Regions from separate parts of the Homo sapiens genome. Here region 1 is linked to region 2. Evidence: chromatin loops called from intact Hi-C (ENCODE). Cell type or tissue: breast epithelium. All regions are shown on one strand.

Region 1 (5,000 bases), 940 kb after region 2:
CCCACTGAGCCAGAACTTCGCTCCCTGGCTTCAGCACCCCTTTCCAGGGGAGTGAACGGTTCTGTCTTGCTGGTGTTCCAAGCATCCCTGGGGTTTGGAAATAAAAACTGCAGCTAGCTCAGTGTCTGCCCAAATGGTTGCCCAGTTTTGTGCTTGAAATCCAGGGCCCTGGTGGTGTAGGCACTGGAGGGAATCTCCTGGTCTGTGGGTTGCAAAGACTGTGAGAAAAGTTCAGTATCTAGTCCGGAGTGCACTGTTCCTCACGGCACGGCACAGTCCCTCACAGTCCCTCACAGTCCCTCACAGTCCCTCACAGCTTCTGTTGGGTAGGGGGAGAGAATTCCTTGTGCTTCCTGGGTGAGGCAACATCCCATCTTGCTTTGGCTCGCCCTTGGTGGGCTGCACCCACTGTCCAACCAGTCCCAGTGAGATGAACCGGGTACCTCAGTTGGAAATGCAGAAATCCCCCTTCTTCTGCGTCGATCTCACTGGGAGCTGCAAACCGGAGCTGTTCCTATTCGGCCATCTTGCCAGCAATCTGTGGGTGACTTTTCTGTGAGAGGTTTTTTTTTTTTTAAATAATAGTTTATAAGTTATAGTTTGCAAAATATATCATTTAAATGATGCAACAGGCCTATGACGTAGTTAGGGCAGGTACTATGTGATTACTGTTACAATTATTATATTTAGATCATTAAATTTAAGTGCGATCAGATATAAAACATTTACTTATAAAATGCAAAGTCAAGGCACAGGTTGGCAAAAGCAAGAATCCATTAAAAGAAAAATGATTAGCATCCGCTTAGCTTTCCTACATATTAATGAAGAAAAGAAATGACATAATAAAGAACTGAGCAAATAATTTGCAATTCACAGACAAGTCCCTGTCCGTGGAAAAATTGGCATTTATCTGATGGAGATTAAGTATCTAGAATATGTAAAGAATCTCTATAAATCAATAAAACAAGCTAATAGAGTAATAGGCAAAATTATGAACAGTTTGCATAAGGGGAATCCAATGCTAAGAAATATATGAAAAACTACTTATATTCTGGTTAATCAGGTATTATCTTCTTTCTTTTTTCTTTTTTTTTTTTTTTTTTTTTTTGAGATGGAGTCTCGCTGTCGCCCAGGCTGGAGTGCAGTGGCGCAATCTCGGCTCACTGCAGGCTCCGCCCCCTGGGGTTCATGCCATTCTCCTGCCTCAGCCTCCCCAGTAGCTGGGACTACAGGCGCCCGCCACCTCGCCCGGCTAATTTTTTGTATTTTTAGTAGAGACGGGGTTTCACCGTGTTAGCCAGGATGGTCTCTATCTCCTGACCTTGTGATCCGCCCGCCTCGGCCTCCCAAAGTGAGGTATTATCTTTACAATCACTTTACAGATACGGAAGCTGAATGCAGGAAGGTTGAGTGGTTGGTCCAGGTTCAACCAAGATGATAATTGTTGGAGCCTGGCCTCATGCTGTTCCCAGTCTAAATATGTAGGGCATGTATTTTGCAAGCCTTTCTCTTATTCTCCTCAGTCACAGTATTTTGTAATGCACAGAGAAACTAATGTCTAATTTAGATGTAGTAGTTCAACTATAACTTAGGTAGAAGGATGGGAGAAGTGTGGAGAAAAGCCAATAATTGTAGTAAAATGTTGGTTTAAGCTTTTGGACTCCCAGTATGTCTTTTCATTTGGCAAACTGCCTTTGGAACATTTTGACTGAGTAGTTACTCCCAGGGAACACAGGCATTTCATTTGTGGCCTCTTTATTCATTTTATTCATGCTTCTGCTGGGATTTCGTGAATATGACTATAATGAAACTGGACTTCTTAGTTCTTTTCTTTTGGGTACAAGCATAGGTTAAGCAGTAAAAACCTAAAGAGAACACAAATTAAATGATTTTTATGCTGCTATTTTCTTGATGTGCATTTTATTCCATAAAGTGTTGCTCTGAGACTTTATATATATCTTAAGAATTTGGAGGCCGGGCACAGTGGCTCATGCCTGTAATCCCAGCACTTTGAGAGGCCAAGGTGGGCAGATCACGAGGTCAGGAGATCGAGACCATCCTGGCCAACATGGTGACCAAAATACAAAAATTAGCTGGGCATGGTGGTGCGTGCCTGTAATTCCAGCTACTCAGGAGGCTGAGGCAGGAGAATCTCTTGAACTTGGGAGGCAGAGGTTGCAGTGAGGTGAGATCTTGTATCTACCAATTTTGTTGCATTATTTTCAAAATTCTAATAGAATATTTGAAAAAATATATTTGTATATTTTCCTGGATTTTGTATGTAAACAGTCAGTGTCTGCAGTTAAGGCAGTGTTGTCTCCTTTTTGTAAAGATTCAACAGTTATTTGCCCTCTTTTTGTTTATTTGTTTTTAATTTTTGCATAGCTGGGAACCTATCATATAACTTGAATGGTAGAGGCAATAGTGTGAGTCTTGCCCTTAATGGAAATGGTTCTAAAATGTCATCAAGTATGATATTTCCTTTTCATTTTTGACTGGTTATTTACCCTTCTGGGTGGGAAGTTATAGATTATATTTTTGTTCTTTTAGATTTTAACCTTAATTTTTAGCACCTACTTTGCTACAGAGCTATTTTAAAGTTATCAAATGTCTATTTTTCTTTAATATTTCAAGTGCAGTACACATTCCAAGGTATGATTATTATTCTTGCCTATAGCAATTATCAGGCGTTGGCCAAATCATGATTTTCTTTTTCTGTCATTCTTTTTTCATTTACTAATAGAATTCTACTGTGATGAAGAGCTGTGTCTTCTTCATGTATTTCTATATTCATTAATTGTTTAAATCAGTAAAAATTTATGGATATTTACTTTGTTCTATGACTTGTAATCAGGTACTGTCATTATTTATCTTATTGCTCAAATTGTCCCAAATTTGGCCACTGGTAGCTCCTTCAGGTTGGTTCCTAGGTTGTTTTAACATGTCCCCATCCATTGTTGAAAACTTCCTTACATTCTGGTACCACAAGACATTTCAGACTCATCTTGTACTTCCCCTCCCTTTGCCTTGGAATTAACCATTTCTCTAAGGAGATCTGGTTTTTTTTTTATTGGAGAGTGATATTTTGAAACCTAGATTTGTATTCTAGTTGAACACATTGCTGCTGGTGTAATGTTGCTGTAGTCCCTCTTAGCTGACAGAGCTAGGAGATATGTATGTGCATGCTTATGTATATTACATGTGTATATGTGTGTACACCATACACATGTATAGACAGAAACATATACATCTATATGTATCTATTTCTGTATGTATTTCTACATAGATCTGTATCTATTTATTTCTGTATCTGTTTATTTCTAACCATGTGTATATATGAGTAAAACATGAGTTCAACTCCAAATCCATGTCAACCACTGCAGTTCAGCTGAGCCTTCTTTCCTTATTTCTAGCTCTTTTCAATAGTGAGAAACCTGGTTCTTGTAACAAGCAACTCATTTTTGTAATCCCAGTATATACATGAAATCATTTTACAATTGCTAACCAATGAAAAACAATTCACGGCAGTGAAAAACAAATCTATAAACTTGAGTACAATGTTTGTGTGCAGTTCAATTTGCATATTAGAAGGCTTATAATATTTAGTCAAAATAGTCAAAATCCAGTTACTTAGGTTAGTTCTTTTCGACCCCAACCCACTCACTTATGGTTATGTTATTTATTTGCAATACTTTTAGGTTCATTTGTTACTGTTTTTATTTCATTTGAGTTCTCCTAGATCTCAGTTGATTTTAATTATTTATTGTGGGGGTACATCGGAAGCATTATCATGTTGTAAGCATCTGAACTATAACACAAAGCACTCAGGCAATGTCACTTTTCCATCTCTATCTTTTATCCCATTCCCAGTTTCCTTCCTATTTTTTCCGTCTATCCCTATAGGTCATCAGTCACATTCATTTCTGCTTTATCCTTCCTGTAATTCTTTTTGCAAAAGCAAGGAGTTAAATATATCTTTTCTTAAATCCTTTCTCTCTTCCATGAAGGGTAAGGATACTATAGATACTCCTTTATACTTTGCTGTTTCACTCTACAATATATCCTGGAAATCATTCTGTATTAGTTCATGGAGATTCTGCTTATTCTTCAATGTTCTTTTTATATCTGCATAGTACTCTGTTGGGTTGATTTATCATAGGTCAACCACTCTCTGTTGTTGCTCTTTTTTATACTCTAAGTTCAGGGGTACATGTGCAGGTTTGTTACATAGGTAAATGTGTGTCATGGGGGTTTGTTGTATAGATTATTTCATCACTCAGGTATTGAGCCTAGTACCCACTAGTTATTTTTTCTGATTCTCTCCCTCCTCCCACCCTCCACCCTCCACTCTCCACCCTCCAATGGGCCCCAGTGTGCATTGTTCCCCTCTATATGTCCATGTGTTCTCATCATTTAGTTCCTACTCATTAGTTGAGAACATGTGTTGTTTGATTTTCTGTTCCTGCGTTAGTTTGCTATGGATAATGGCCTCCAGCTCCATCCATGTCCCTGCAAAAGGACATGATCTCGTTCTTTTTCGGTGATGTAGTATTCATGTTGTATATGTACTACATTTTCTTTATCTGGTCTGTCATCGTTGGGAATTTAGGTTGATTTCATGTCTTTGCTATTGTAACCACTCTCTTTTGTGTGAGTATTTAGATTGTTTTCAGTATTTTGCCATCAGGCAATGGTGGAATAAATAACATGCACGTGCATTTTCATGTTGTTGGAGGTGTATCGTTAAATTTCTAGAAGAGGGATAGCTCAATCAAAAGGTAAGCCCATATGTATGGGATCTTTTTGTTTATAGCTTAAAAATTTTTTTTAATGTTTTAAAAAACTCATAAAATTTACTGTGTCAACCATTTCTAAGTAGACAGTTCAGTGGTGTTAAGTATATTCACACTGTTGTGCAGCCAATCTCCAGAAATATCTCATCTTGCAAAGCTGGAACTGTGTGCCCATTAAACAACTCCTCTTTGTCCACCTCCACCAAC
Region 2 (5,000 bases):
GTGTGCATGGGAATTACTCATTGATATTTCTGTCCTACTAGAACATAAGTTCCTGGAGGGCAGCATCTATGTGCCAAGGGCATGATGGGCCCTCGATAAATATTTATTACATTAACAAGAGTATATATGAAGAAATGAAGGAATGGAAGGGCATCATGGAGGGAACAAAGCTAACTAACCTTCTTGTAGTCTGTAAATGTGCACCTGCTATCAGGAGGCCCCAGCCTGTCTTTCAGACTCACTCTCTGAAAAGTGCGGACACTGTTTCTCCCAATCTGTCCTCACAATCTTTCCAGGGCTGCCACTCCCTGAGTTTCCCAGGTCTCCTGGGTTCACAGTCATGATACTCCAAGCTGGCAGGAGGCTCACCCCTGGCAGGTGATGCTCCAGGCAGGTAGCCGAGTGCCCCAGAGGCTCTGGCAGTCACTGTCTGGCCTCAGTGCTCTTCTACAGTGAGGTGTGGCGCAGAGCTGAGCATCGCGCATTGCTGTATGCCCTGTTTCACAGTTACTGTGGCAACAGCCAGGCTTCAGCCTCGCCTAGGTTGTCCTGGGGAGGATGGGCCGCTGTTGGAGGCTACAGCAATCCTGTGAGCCACAGCCATCCTGGTCATTGTGCAGGTCCAGGCATCTCAAACCAGGGAGTAGACACAGACACTGGAGTCCTGCTGAGCCCCAGGCTGGCCAGGAGACAAAACAGGCGTGATCATTCACAAAACCCAGGAGCCCTAGGAGATGCCGCCTCCCTGTGTCCATCTGAGCACCCAGGCCCTGCAGCAGAGGACCTCCTCCGGTTGGCACGAAGGCGCTTCACAGCTTCCTCTGCAGCCACGCCTTACCCCATCCCACCCTACCCCATGCCCCAGCCAAATAAAACTATTACAGTTTTATTATACCAATTGTCAGTTTCCTCCTCCGAATTTTCTCATGCTGTTCCTCATCCTTTTCGCTGGAAATGTTCACTTATCCTCCAAGGCCTAGCTCATGCTTACCTTCTCTATCAGCAACATTGACCCCCAACACCCCCCCCCACCACCACCACCACTGACCCCAGCCCCACCCACCCAAGAAGACTCTCCCACTCCCCATTCTAGGCTCCTACAGAGGGTGATAAATCCCACTCCCCTGCCAGACTGTGTCTCTCATCTGATTATCAGCCCAGCACCTAAGGCAGTGAATGGGTACCTTGATCATGGTACCCTCAAGAACCCATGATCCAGAGAGGCTGTATTGGCTTTAACCTGGGTGTCAAACTAAGGAGTCAAGAGCAAACAGCCCCACATATGAACCTGGATTTGGGCATGGCTGATTATCATGGGAGCACCCTTCCTCCCAACAAGCTCATCACTCAAGTCCTACTTTTGTTAGCTAAACATTCATTCATTCATTCATCTGAGAAATATTTAGTAAGCATGACACTACACAACACTGTGCTAAGCACTGAGAATGCAGAGTGCAGCAAGACATAGTCCCGGCTCTCTAGAAACTCCTAGGCTAGGAGGAGAGACAAAAGAGTAAGTAGACATGGCAAGGGAAGTGGAGAGGATGGTGGGAATCCACAGAAGAGGCCCCTGATTCCATGTAAGAGAGAAACTGGACATTTAGAGGCTTGAAGTTCAGCCTGGATGAAACTAGCAGAGCGGGGCGGCACCAGGACACTAAGCCATCTTCAGACCATGGCAGCAGAGCCCAGGCTTGACTCAGAAGCGGGGCTGTGTAACAATCCAGGCTTTTCTGCCAACTTACGACAAGACTTATTAGAGATTCCAGGCACAGTGGTATTGAGACACAGACCACTAATTTGCACCCCACCCTCTTTTTTTTTTTTTTTTTCGTATTAACTGGCATCTCTGCCTGACCTTCCCCAATCCTCTGACAGCCTGGGAGTTTGCCTGGCTAGCAGCCATCCAGATTTCTTTTTTTCTCCAAGCCCTGGCCAAGACCCAGGATACATGGGAGAGGGGGAAGGGAACAGTTTGTGCTCATGCAAAGCTTGCTCTTGCATACAGCCCCTGGGCCGGGATGGAGCCGAGTTTCCTCTGAAGCGGGGCCCAGCCAGTAGAGCTGCCTCTGTCCTACCCCCTCGAGACACCCAAGCCGATTTGGTGCAGATGGCACCAGCAGATGCCAGTCCCTAGGAGGGTCCCTCCTCCCTAGCTAATGAGGGGAGCAGGTGAAGGGACCAGAGAATGTGATCAGGAGTGAGAAGTGAAACAAACACTAGATTAAGAGTTAGGAACCTGGGTTCTAGTCCCAGCTCTGCCACAAATAGGCTATATGACTTTGGGCAAGTCACTTCACCTCTCTGACCCTAGGTGTCCCTGTTGTCTGAGTCTGTGATTCTAGCTGTCAGAAGTGCAAATACTGCTTTAAAAGAAAGGAAAACTGGGTTTTCACTTCTGCTCTGTTGTTAACCTACTGTGTGATGTTGGGTAAATTCCTTCACCTCTCTGGGCTAAGATTAGCCATCTTTTAGAAGTCACATCGCACGCAACATGCAATTAAAACTGAGTTAATGTGAGGCCAGGGCCATGAATGACCCAGGAAGAAATCATGAGAATCTATGAAGAACCTTTCCCCACTTTTTCCCACTGTCCTTGCCCTGGGATTCTAGTCATGAGGAAGCTGCTGGTCCACCCACTGCATGTGCAGTCCTGCTCTGAGCTCCTGCCCTTCCTCCCGCACTAAAAAAATCTCTCTGCTTCGCCAGAATTCTCTGAGGCCATCTGTGGCTCTGATCCACCAGTCAGGTGAGCCGTGGGACCAGCCCTGGGGATTCTCAGCCTTCAGGGATCCTGGGCCTCATCACATGCAGATGTAGTCCTGCCTTTCCGGGGCAGGTGTGGCTGCACACTCCAGCGAAAGTGAAGCTGCATCTCTCTGCAGCCTTACAGCAAATGGGTAGCCACCACAGCTGCTGATAAACAGCTAGGGGAGCCATTGGCCAAATAACCCACTTTTCACACCTGGAAATAATGGGGGAAACACTCAATTAGGCATTCAGGTGTAGGTCTGGACTGGAGTGGAAGTCACAGCCTGCCCTCCAGGCTCCTAGAAATCACTGGTTTGAGGCTGTTGCAGGATGACAGGACCATGGGTTTTATGGGGGCTAGTTGGCATGGCTGAGGACAAGGGGCTGGCTGGTGACCATTCAGGCAGAAAGGAAGATGAGGAGTGGGGACAAGATGAATAAGCACTTTCTTTAGAGTCTGAGGCCCTGTGAGAGGAAGAAATCAATGGAAACCTTGGGAGGGACCCCAGAGAGAGTCCTGCTGAGAGAGGGTGTCGGCCAGATAAATTTGATGATGCAGCACTGAGTGGGGGCACAAAGTCCTATTTGAAGTATTGCAGGCAGGCTGGCACGTGCGTCCCACCTGTGCATCTCATGTCTGGCCATGTGGCCCCTGACATGCTGCTGGGCAGAACCAGGGGGAAGCAGCAGCCAGTTAAACCCTGGCACCCATGCAGGCAGCCTCTGATAGGCAAACAGCCTGGAAGCTGGGAGCCTCAATTAGCCTCTTGGAGAGAGGGGAGAGTATTACTTGATTTTCTTTGCCGCCCAGAAAAAGCAAGAAGTCCAGATGCAAGTGCAATCCATGACCACTTGCTCTAGAAGGAATGACCAGGATCCCCATGGCCGGGAAACAAATGATGAAGCCAGTTAGCAGCCTGATTCCAAATTAGAGTTTCTCCCATTATACCTATGCCTGTACACATGTTCAAGACACAGAAAGCTTTCACTGTTTGGGGGTATTTTGTTTTCTCACAAAATATGGGCAACTGGTATCCCAAGAGCTGCCATAGTTTGGTGAGATATAAATTTCTGGTCCTTTAAGCCTCACTGGAGATAGACAGTGATGTTGCCTGGGGACTTCCTGGGACACACAGCTGAACAAAAGTAGGGGTAAGGCAAATGTACCCTAGAGATGAGGAGCTGTGGTCAAAGTGATCACATCAAGAGAAAGCCTTCAGCCAGCCCCCTGGGATATCCCCACAATGGATGGGCAGAAAGGACTCTGGAGACTCAGTACAGATACTGAAGAGTATGCCATGCTTTGAAAATTGGGGAGTTCATAAAGGGAATGGGGAGAGCTGCAGGTTCCCTAGGTATCTATGGAAGTTTCGGAAAGAGATGAAGAATAGCCAACACATATGTAGCACTCATATAAATTAACTCTAATTTTCACAACAGCACTGTAAGATAAGCACTATTTTTATCCACACTTGATAGATAAGGAAGCTAAGCCACAGAGAGGTTAAGTAGCATGTCCAAGGTCGAACAACTGATTAGTGGCAGGGCTGGACTTGGGTTTTGGGTTTTTTATTTTTTTTGTTTGTTTTTGAGACAGTCAACCCCTATCACCAAGTATGGAGTGCAGTGGCACAATCTCAGTTTGCTACAACCTCCGCCTCCCAGGTTCAAGCAATTCTCATGCCTCAGCCTCCTGAGTAGCTGGGATTACAGGTGTGTGCAACCATGGCCGACTAATTTTTTGTATTTTTGGTAGAGGACGGGGCTTCACCATGAGATGAGGCTGGTTTCAAACTCTTGGCCTCAAGTGATCCACCTGCCTCAGTCTCCCAGTGTGCTGGGATTACAGGTGTGAGCCACCGCGCCTGGCCAGCAGGGCCAGACTTTGAACCTCAGGAGGCTTCTCCCAAAGCCTGTGCACTCTTAACCACGGTGCAGTGCACCCTCTCCAGAGTGAAGCAGGATGCTCGTTTCTTTAGGGAAAGACCCTGCCTTGGTGTGGGAAATAGAGCCTCCAGGGGCGGCCCTGCCCCACACCTGCCTGGGGCCTAGGGAAATCCTGCCCCAAGATCCAGACCCAGACACCTGCCACTCTGACAGCTGGCACAGGGATGGGGGCTGGGGACATCACACCACCCGCATTCTCTGCAGGGATACCCAGCCATCCATTTTAGGCTAAAAGCCTTCTCCGCATCTCAGCCTTCCCCAAAATTTTACAAATACTAGAAGATAAAAGCGCAGGAACCAGC

The links. A loop is a pair of places that touch in the nucleus more often than their neighbours do. Peaks named below come from ENCODE experiments on the same cell type or tissue, not always from the same donor. Only the 100,000 strongest peaks of a DNase experiment are listed, where the experiment ranks them.
Region 1: a loop joins it to region 2, with 20 times the contacts of the local background. A loop is called at or near these places in 1 of 110 quality-filtered maps.

Annotation. Positions count from the first base shown.
Region 1 is chr7:133,330,377-133,335,376 of GRCh38, forward strand. The region is part of intron 5 of EXOC4 (exocyst complex component 4); the gene reads left to right. Among named protein-coding and RNA genes, the nearest start is that of MIR6133, 42 kb to the left of the region's middle. In breast epithelium, no CTCF peak of the experiment used is centred here; no DNase peak of the experiment used is centred here.
Region 2 is chr7:132,392,170-132,397,169 of GRCh38, forward strand. All of the region lies in intron 3 of PLXNA4 (plexin A4), which reads right to left. Among named protein-coding and RNA genes, the nearest start is that of PLXNA4-AS1, 42 kb to the left of the region's middle. In breast epithelium, no CTCF peak of the experiment used is centred here; a DNase peak (open chromatin) is centred at 1,981; H3K27ac peaks cover 492 bases; H3K27me3 peaks cover 280 bases.